2 separate regions of the Homo sapiens genome follow, and region 2 is linked to region 1. Evidence: chromatin loops called from intact Hi-C (ENCODE). Cell type or tissue: mesothelial cell of epicardium. All regions are shown on one strand. Each heading gives the region's core, and the rest is flanking DNA. Links, peaks and the distances in the headings are about the cores only. Region 1 has its middle 44 kb from the start of RMI1. Region 2 has its middle 23 kb from the start of SLC28A3-AS1.

Evidence for each region. Peaks named below come from ENCODE experiments on the same cell type or tissue, not always from the same donor. Only the 100,000 strongest peaks of a DNase experiment are listed, where the experiment ranks them.
Region 2: a loop joins it to region 1, with 9 times the contacts of the local background. A loop is called at or near these places in 1 of 110 quality-filtered maps.

Annotation. Positions count from the first base shown.
Region 1 is chr9:84,022,427-84,027,808 of GRCh38, forward strand. No RefSeq gene overlaps it. Among named protein-coding and RNA genes, the nearest start is that of RMI1, 44 kb to the left of the region's middle. In mesothelial cell of epicardium, for the core only: no CTCF peak of the experiment used is centred there; no DNase peak of the experiment used is centred there.
Region 2 is chr9:84,252,325-84,257,706 of GRCh38, forward strand. No RefSeq gene overlaps it. Among named protein-coding and RNA genes, the nearest start is that of SLC28A3-AS1, 23 kb to the right of the region's middle. In mesothelial cell of epicardium, for the core only: no CTCF peak of the experiment used is centred there; a DNase peak (open chromatin) is centred at 2,824.

The DNA.
Region 1 (5,382 bases), core at 74-5,073:
TATTTAGTCATTAATTGCTACATATTATTTGACTTCTTTGGAACTCTTTCTAACTATTTTAAAATGTTTTCAATCAGAAGCAATGGAAAAGAACAATATCCAGAGAAATGGATAACAACTGGAAAGGGAAAGTGGAATGGTTTAAAGTGGCACACATAAAAGATGTTTGTTCTTACATCCTTTTCCACTGAAGTCTTATTCTTCTCTTTTTTGAGACACAGTCTCGCTCTGTTGCCCAGGCTGGAGTATAGTGGTGCAATCTCGGCTCACTGCAAGCTCTTCCTCCTGGGTTCACACCATTCTCCTGCCTCAGCCTCCTGAGTAGCTGGGACCACAGGCGCCCGCCACCACGCCTGGCAATTTTTTTGTATTTTTAGTAGAGACGGGGTTTCACTGTGTTAGCCAGGATGGTCTCGATCTCCTGACCTCATGATCTGCCCACCTCAGCCTCCCAAAGTGCTGGGATTACAGACGTGAGCCACCGCGCCCAGTCTTGAAGTCTTATTCTTAAGGGACTTGCATAAAAGAGAATGTGTCAGACAGGCCATGCTAAGAAGACCAGTTAATACTTTCCAACAAATATTGCTTTATATACGCGAGCGCAGGTATTTTCTGGAACTTCTGTGTTTGAATATAGCAATCTATACATGTTATACTAGAAACCTGTTTTTGGATATTCAGTATATATCCTGGCAACCCATCATCAAATTTACTCTTTGACTTTCTTTTCAGTTGTGCCATCGAGAATAGACAAGTCATGTTTCCCCAAACTTCAGTTTTCTTATTTATCCAGTCAAAATACTGGACCAGATGACCTCCAAGACCTCATCCTTCCATAAAATTCCACGATTCTATTACTTAGATCTTCTTACTTTATTTTTAGTGGTTCATAATATGTCTTTTGATCAATACCTTAGAGTATAATTTACATATGTTTAAATATACAAATTTTAAATGTATTGCTCAATGGCTTAATAAAAATAGCTTTATTGGGATATAATTAACGTGCCACGAAATTCACCTGTTTAATGTGTACAGTTCAATGGTTTTTAGTATATTTAAAGATTTTTTTTTTTTTTGAGACAGAGTTTCCCTCTTATTGCCCACGCTGGAGTGCAATGGCGCAATCTCGGCTCACCGCAAGCTCCGCCTCCTGGGTTAAAGCAATTCTCCTGCCTCAGCCTCCCGAATAGCTGGGATTACAGACATGCGCCACCAGGCCCTGCTAATTCTGTATTTTTAGTAGAGATGGGGTTTCTCCATGTTGGTCAGGCTGGTCTCTAACTCCTGACCTCAGGTGATCCGCCTGCCTTGGCCTCCCAAAGTGCCGGGATTACAGGCGTGAGCCACCACATGTGGCCTATATTTAAAGATTTTTATACCTATCATCACAGTCTAATTTTAGAAAATTTTTATCACCCTAAAAGAAACCTGGTACCCATTAGCAGTCGCTCCTGTCCTCCCTTTCTCTTTACCCTGCCAGTTCTTGGGAACCACTGGTCTACTTGCTCTTTCCATATATTTAATATTTGTCTATTTTGGCCCTTGTTTTTTTTTTTTTTTTTTTTTTTTTTTTGAGTCTAGGTCTTGCTTGGTCACCCAGGCTAGAGTGCAGTGGTGACATCATGGCTCACTACAGTATTCTGGCCCTTTCATAGGAATGAAATCTTACAATGTGTCATCTTTTGTGACTGACTTATTTCATTTGGCATAATGTTTTCGAGATTCATCCACGTTGCAGCAAGTATCAACACTTCATTCCTTTTTTTTGCCAAATAGTGTTCATTTTGTGCATGTACCACATTTTATTTATCCATTCATCAGTTGATGAAAATTTAGGCTGTTTCTACTTTTGGTTATTATGAATAATGTTGCTATGAACAATTGTGTTCCTGTGGACATGTGTTTCTATTTCTCTTCGCTACATACCAGGAGAATTGCTGGGTCATATGGTTCTCTACTTTTAATATTTTGAGGCACTGCCAAACTGTTTTCCAGAGCGGTTGCACCATTTTACATTCCCATTAACATGTACAAGGATTTCCATTTCTCCACATCTTTGCTAACAATTATTACTAAGTTTTGTTGTTGTTGTTGTTTTGTTTTTTGTTGTTGTTGTTTTGAGATGGAGTTTTACTCTTTTTGCCCAGGCTGGAGTGCAATGGCATGATCTTGGCTCACTGCAACCTCTGCCTCCCAGGTTCAAGGGGTCCTCCTGCTACAGCCTCCCAAGTAGCTAGGATTACAGGCACGCACCAACATGCCCAGCTAATTTTTGTATTTTTAGTAGAGACAGAGTTTCGCCATGTTGGCCAGGCCATTGTTGAACTTCTGACCTCAAGTGATCTGCCCGCCATGGCCTCCCAAAATGCTGGGATTACAGACGTGAGCCACTGCACCCGGCCAATTATTACTAAGCATTAAAATTAATTAATATTATCTTTTTGATTATAGCTATTCTAATAGATGTGAAGTGGTATCTCATTATTCCATGACTTTTAAGTTACCTACCTCTTTGTGACCTCCACCTACATGAAAATATGTGATGTTTCTATTCCTCCTGAAAATTTCTTTGGTACCTTTCTTCAGTAAACACTAGTTGCCTGCCCCTGGGTAACTACTCTTCTGACATCTACCACTGTAGATTAGTTTTGCCTGTTCTTGAATTTCATATAAATGCAACAAAACAGTATGTATGATTTATATATCAAAGCACATGAATGTTCATAGCAGCATTATTCATAGTAGGCAAAAAGTGGAGGTAACTCAAGTGTCTATCAACTGATGAATGAATAAACGACATATGGTATATCCATAAAATGGAATACTGACATAACTTAAAAAGTACTACCTAAAGTAGCAAGTGCTGATGTAGAAGCTGCAGCAAATTACCCAGAAGGTCTAGCTAAGGTCATTGATAAAGGTGGCTACACTGGAGAAAATTTCAATGTAGACAAAACAGCCTTAAATTGGAAGTAGATGCTGTCTAGAATTTATACAGCTAGAGAGGAGAAGTCAACACCTAGCTTTAAAGCTTCAAAAGACAGGCTGACGTTATTGTTAGGGGCCAATGCAACTGGTGACATGTGGTTGAAGCTGATGCTCATTTACCATGTTTAAAATCCTGGAGCCCTTAAGAATTACGTTGGCTAAGTATGAGGGCTCACACCTGTAATCCCAGCATTTTGGGAGGCTGAGGTGGGTGGATTACTTGAGTCTAGGAGTTCAAGACCAGCCTGGGTACCATGGCGAAAAACAGTCTCTACAAAATATACAATTAGCCAGGTGTGGGTGTGCCTGTGGTCCAAGCTACTTGGGAGACTGAGGTGGGAGGATCACCTGAGCCTGGGGAGACCAAGGCTGCAGTGAGCCATGATTGTGCCATTCCAGCCTGGGCAACAGTGAGACTCTATCTCAAAGAAGGAGAATTATTTTAAGTCTACTCTACCTGTGTTCTATACGTGGAACAACAAAGCCCAAATGACAGCACATCTATTGACAGCGTAATTTACTAAACAATTTAAGCCCACTGTTGAGACCTATTCCTCAGAAAAAAATATTCTTTTCAGAATATCACTGTTCTTTGACAGTGCACCTGGTCACCCAAAAGCTCTAATGGAGATGTATGAGGAGATTAATATTTTCATGCCTGCTAAAACAATATCCATTCTGTAGCTCATGGATTAAGGAATAATTTTTCCTTGATCTTAATTTTTCAAGTTGTTGTTGTTGTTGTTGTTGTTGTTGTTCTTCTTCTTCTTCTTCTTCTTCTTCTTCTTCTCCTCCTCCTCCTCCTTCTTCTCCTTCTTCTCCTTCTTCTTCTTCTTCTCCTTCTTCTCCTTCTCCTCCTCCTCCTCCTCCTCCTCCTCCTCCTCCTCCTCCTCCTTCTTCTTCTTCTTCTTCTTCTTCTTCTTCTTCTTCTTCTTCTTCTTCTCCTTCTTCTTCTCCTTCTTCTTCTCCTTCTTCTTCCTTCTTCCTTCTTCTTCCTTCTTTCTTCTTCTTCATCTTTTTTATTTGAGAGTCTCACTTTGTCACCCAGGCTGGAGTGCAGTGGGATGATCTTGGTTCACTGCAACCTCTGACTCCTGGATTCAAGCAATTCTCATGCCTCAGTCCCCTGAGTAGCTGGGATTATAAGCGTGCGCCACCACACCTGGCTAATTTTTGTATTTTTAGTAGAGACAGAGTTTCACCAAGTTGGCCGGGCTGGTCTTGAACTCCTGACCTCAAGTGATCCACACACCTAGACCTCTTAAAGTGCTGGGATTACAGGCATGAGCCACCGCACCTGGCCATGTCTTATTATTTAAGAACTACATCTCATAAGGCTATAGCTGCCTTAGATAGTGATTCCTCTGATGGATCTGAGCAAAGTAAATTGAAAATTTTCTGGAAAGGATTCACCATTCTAGATGCCATTAAGAACATTTATGGTTCATAGGAGGAGGTGAAAATATCAACATTAACAGGAGTTTGGAAGAAGTTGATTCCAACTCTCATGGATGACTTTGCAGGGCTCAAAACTTCACTGGAGGAAGGAACTACAGAGGTGGTGGAAATAGCAAGAGAACTAGAATTAGAAGTGGAGACTGAAGACGTGACTGAATTGCTGCAATTTCATAATAAAACTTGAAAGGATGAGGAGTTACTTTTTATGGATGAGAAAAGAAAGTGATTTTTTGAGATGGACTCTACTTCTGGTGAGGATGCTACAAACGTGGTTGAGATGATAACACAAGATTTAGAACAGTACATAAACTTAGATGATAAAGCAGTGGCAGGGATTAAGAAGATTGACTTCAATTCTGAAAGAATTTCTACAGTAAGTAAAATGCTATCAAACAGCATTGCATGCTACAGAGAAATCTGTCATGAAAGGAAGAGTCAGTCAATATGGCAGACTTCATTGTTGTCTTATTTTAGAAATTGCCTTAGCCACCACCCTGATTAGTCAGCAGCCATCAACATCCAGGCACGGCTGGGCGTGGTGGTTCATGTGTGTAGTCCCAGCACTTTTTCAGGCCAACGTAGGAGGATCACTTGAGGCCTGGAGTTTGAGACCAGCATGGGCAACAAAGGGAGACCTTGCCTTTACAAATAAATAAATAAATAAAAATTTAGCTGGGCATAGTGGTGCACACCTGTGGTCTCACGTACTCAGGAGGCTGATGTGGGAGGATCACTTGAGCCCCAGAAGTCTGAGGCTTGCAGTGAGCTATGATCATACCACTGCACTCCAGCCTGGGTGACAGAGCAAAACCCTGTCTCTAAAATAAAAAAAAAAAAAAAAAATCAAGGCAAGACCCTCTACCAGCCAAACTATTATTACTTGCTTGCTGAAGGCTCAGATGATCAGTAGCGTTTTTTAGCAATACGGTATTT
Region 2 (5,382 bases), core at 117-5,116, 230 kb after region 1:
CTCTGAGGATACAAAAATCCTTAGAAGTTCAAGTCTCTGATATAAAATGGCATAGTATTTGCATATAATCTATGCACATATTTTCATAAGCTTCAGATCATCTCTAGATTACTTATAATACCTAATACGATGTAAATCCTATATAAATAGTTGTTAGACTGTATTGTTTATTATTTGTAATAATTTTTGTTGTTGTATTGCTGTTTTTATTTTTATTTTTCTTGGATATTTTTGATCCAAGGCTGGCTGAATCTACAAATAAAGAACCTGGGCTACGTTGGGCCAACTGTAAATAAAACTTACTCATTAAACAGGGTATGGAAAATTTGACCAGGGAAGGTCTAGTCTTAATACCACTGTGCCCTTATTTTCAGCCAGCCATCTCCCCTAAGTTTTGGCTGTGTGTGTGTATGTGTGTGTTGGAGCATGTGTGGAGAAGTAGTAGTGTTCTCGAGAGGAGAAAAGTGTGAGAGCATGGAGCACTCTCACCTTGCATTTTGTTCTCATCCTTTCTTCTCAAGGAGCACTTATAGGCTTTGTGATGGTTAAACCCACAGGTAAAAGCGCTAGCCCTTTTCTAACATTAATGGGTTACTACAAGGCAAGGTGTGAGCTTACATTGGACATCATATTTTGAGAAATAATGAATGATGCTCTGGCTGGACTGTAGGGTTGAGGGATTCTTACAGAGAAGAGCTCAGTAGATTTTTTTCCCTCCGTCTAGGAAGAATGCCCACAGCTGCCACATTGCTACCTGCTTAGTGCAGCTTGTGGCTACTTGCAACTCGGCTCACAGTCACCCGTTTTCCGGGTATACCTAAAGCTCTTACTCGTGACCCTACTCTGTGACTTGGCATTCAAAGCCCTCCAGGATTTGGCTACAACTCTCTTTTATAAGCTCCTTTGCTTCTCTGCCCCTGCCTGCACCCTGTGCTCCAAGCAAGTTAAATGCCTCCCTCTTCCCTACACAGCCTCATCCTCCCCCACGTTGTGGCTTTGCTCGCGCCTGCTATGTTTGACAGTGACTCTGCTTTTCTACCTCCATGTGCCCAAATACTTTGTACTTTCAGGTTTAATGCATACCTCATCTCTCCATAAAACCATGCCTTATCCCTTCTATCTCAATGTTACCTCTTTCTCCTCTGAACTCTTATAATATTTTATCTGTCTCTCTCAGGACCACCTCTTACTCCTTTGGTTAGTTATTGATGTTCACGTCTCATTTCTCCCATTAGATTGTAAGTTTCTTGAGGGCAGGGCCCATATGAAATTTATCTGTCCCTCAAGTGGCATCCTGCACATAGTGGGTACCTAGCCACCATTTGTTGACTAAATGAATGAAAACAGCATTAATCAAAAGCTTTGGAGATTGACATTCTTGGAGAAATGTTGGTCAAAGTGCATTCCAAGGACCATTTACTTGGGGTGGGGACAGAAGCTTGTTGAAAATGCAGACTCATGGATCCTACTAAGATTTACCAGATCAGAGTCTGTGGAAGGTGAGGCCTGGAAATTTGTGCTTTAAATAAGATTCCTGAAAAGTCCGATGTTCAAAAGCCCATAGATTTGCAAAAAAATATTCAGTCCAGTTGGAGTCAGGCCCTTTAAGCTAAGCACATAGAAAGTGAGAACTAGGGGCTAGGGAAATGTTAGTCCACAGATACCAGAGAGGGCATTTGTATCAGCTTTAAAGCTGGAAAAGGGAAGTTGACATGAATATTAGTTATGATTTGTAGGAAGTCTGTCATCTAATGCAGAGAAGCCTTTGAAACATGCATTTCAGGGTAAACAGTTTATTATGTGTGTTGTCCATCCAACACTCTGTGTTGCCAAGGCTTGGTTCCAGATTCGGAAGAGACTCCTATTGGAAAATTCAAAGGCCATTGGTTTATTGAACAGAACTGGGAGCTCGCTTATTTATTTATTTATTTATTTATTATTATTTTTTTTTTTTGGAGACAGGGTCTCTCTCTGTCACCCAGGCTGGAGTGCAGTGGTGTGATCGTAGCTTACTGCAGCCTTGAATTTCTGGTCTCAAGCGATTCTCCTGCCTTAGCCTCCTGAGTAATTAGGACTACAGGCACATACTACCACACCTGGCTAATTAAAAAAAGTTTTTTTTTTAGTGATGGGATCTCACTATGTTGCCCAAGCTGGTCTCAAATTCCTGGTGTCAAGCTATCTTCCTGCCACAGCCTCTCAAAGCCCTGGGATTACAGTTGTGAGCCCTGTTCCCTGCCAGGAGTTCACTTATTAATTTAAAAAAATTTTAAGTAAGTAAATAAGAAAAATCAGCCAGGCTATAGAAGTCAGAGTGAAAAAAATTCAGCTTGGTCGCAAAAGAAAAAACACCATACAGCATCCAAGTGAATATTTTTAATGCTTATAAAATTTTAATAGGAAGTGTGAGATGGATTTTTGCAGGCTTTAGTTACTACAGCCAATTGGTAACTAAGGAAATACTCTATTCTTCCCTACTGATTTTTCCAGGTGATTTAAACCAAGGATAAAAGCCCTCAAGAATTTGTTTTTAAAGTAATATCTCTAGCTGTCTAGGGAGAAAGGAAATAAAATGAAAGTCACTCCTCTCTTTACATAAAAAACCTTTCCCTGAAGAAAAGTAGTGTGGTGGTCAGTGGTGTTAAGAAAAGGTAAAAATGGACAAGTATTTTTAAAATGACGGTATAACTAGGGTACTGCTAATATTTAGAAAGACAGACAATTATAACAGTTGAGCTGCAGAGAAAATGGCTCAATGTTCTATTTTCAGCTTTTCAACAGGTCAGAGTCATCTAATGAGGGCCGTGGCAGGGTGGCAGGCACACTTCCAGCCGAACTGGTTGTACAAGCTTCTTGTACTAAAAGCAGTCTAGAAGAACCTTCCTAGCATCGAAGCAGCAGGGAGAAGAGCCTGTAGGACCCATTTTTCTAAACACTGTGCTCTTCTTTTTCCTTTTAATTTTCAACTTGGTGTCCATTAGGAGATTTACCTGGCTGCATCATTCAGACGGTAGTTATTGAGTTTCCGCTTAGCCAAGGGCTGTGTTATGTATTTTCTCTGCCTCTCATGTCCTGAGCCAATTTGCCTTATCCAAGCACATCTCTGTTATTATTCTGGAAATTGGGCCATCCTGACAGTCTCAGACAGAGCCACCTCAGCTCTGATTTATTCTGCGAATGTCTTGCTTAAAGGCACAGAGGCAAACCTCTTCAGAGGTATATTTCTCCTGAGTATAAATGCAGTTGTATGTATAGGATTGACAAATTCAGGTTTTTTCCTGCTGTCTGAAATACGGTGCCCCTCTTACCTCAAAAAAGCAAACAGCACAACCTATACTGTGCATGGCTAACAAGACCACCAAATCACAGTGACAGTGGGTGCCTGATGGGATGTGTACCTGAGAGAGCCCCATCTGGGGTCCCCTATCTAGCACTGAACTCAGCAACCATAGCTCTATTAAACAACTTCACCTGCATGACGTCCTTATCACAGAATTGTTGTTCCCCAGGACCGAGACAGAGATTAAAGTAGGTAGGTGGGGAGATGGGATCAAGGTCCCTGCTGGTGTTTCGTTGCTGTGACAATATCCAACCCTATGGGATTGTAGCTCAAGTAGATACTTAGATCAGGCTCCTCTGAGGAAGATTACAGGCAGTTCTTATTTCTGGAGAACTTATATGTGTGAGCCTGGCATTATCACCTTGACTAATGAGTGTTAAAAGAGAAATCAGAATCCCTGAGGACCTCCCGAGAAGAGCTTTTCAGGAAAAAAAAAATGACACAACACCCGGTGCTGACTTTCCCAGTTGCTCAGTCTCCCTCGAGTCCTCGGGGCTTGTGATGTACACCAAGCTTCCGTAATGTCTATCAATTACTTTGGAAGGTAGAGGGCACCGTGAAAACTGTAACAGTGAGTCTTCCTTCCAGCTGTGAACACTAAGCAAATTCGTACCTTCACTCTTCCCCACTTACTCCTCCCTGGCTTTGATCTCAAACTGGTCCTGTCTGTTCTTTACTAGTTACTTATGGTATGGTTTTTGGATCAGGATACTGGCTACAAAGGTTTAAAGTCTGGAAAATAATTTGCCAAAGTAACACCCCAAAGGATACTTCCTGGATAGATAGATTAGACTATCATCTCCCTACCCAGTGGGCAATGGGAGCGTTACTAATGGTGAGCAACTGAGTGTGAAGTGTCTGCTGATGTGGGACAGTGTAAAGCATTCCACAGCTTTCCGGATGGATTCTAGCCTAGAAATGTTGGAATCTAATCCCTTGGATCTGATTTCCAGTTCACAGGGAATATAGAGATGGAAGAACAAGCTTAATAACTGAGGACCTGGGTGTGGTAGCTCCAGCCTGTGGTCCCAGCTACTTAGGAGGCTGGGGTGGGAAGATCATTTGAGTTTGGGAGGTGGAGGTTGCAGTGAGCCGAGACTGCACCACTGCACTCCAGCCTGGGTGACAGAGCAAGAAACAAAACAAACCAAACAGAAAACTTGTCTCAAAACAAAACAAAACAAACAACACCCCCCACCCCCAAAAAAACTGAACATCTAAGGAAGCAACAAGGCAAATAATTCCAGAGGCTGGGTCTTTAACTAGACAACTGGCCTAGACTCTTCAATCAGTGATGAGCAGTAAGAGACGAGTGTTCTAGATTTAAAGAGATTTTAAAAACATTACAACCAGATACAGCGTGTGGTCCTGGATTGGATGTGGTTTAGCTAAACTCCTAAAATAACAGATGTTTTGGGGACAATGGAGAAAATTGGAAAGGCATTAAATAAGAAGAAAATTGATTGACATGGAAAGATGACTGATTTTATATATGTATATATATATATACTTATAAGAGTATACCTGTATATGTATATATAAAATACATATATATGTACAGAGAGAAAGTGTGGGAGGATTTGCACATTGGGGTTAACTGTGGTAATCTTGGGGGAATAAGAATATGATGGTTTGATTTTCCTTTTTTTCTCATCAACACTTTCTAATTTTTTCTTTGTTTTTTGAGACAGAGTCTCGCTCTGTCGCCTAGGCTGGAGTGCAGTGGTGCAATCATGTCTTACTGTAGCCTCAACTTCCCGGGCTCAAGCAATCCTCCTGAGTAGCTGGGACTACAGATGTGTGCCACCATGTTTGGCTAATTTTTAAATTTTTTGTAGAGATGGGATCTCACTATATTGCCCAGGCTGATCTCAAACTCCTGGGCTTAAGTGATTCTCCCCCCTTCACCTCCCAAAGTGCTGGGATTGTAAGCATGAGCCACTGGGCCCAGTTAACATTTTCTAATTTTCTGATATTGAAAAGAGATTGCTTTCGTGATCACGAAAGATTCATTAAAAAAATATTTTTTAAAAGAAAAAAAC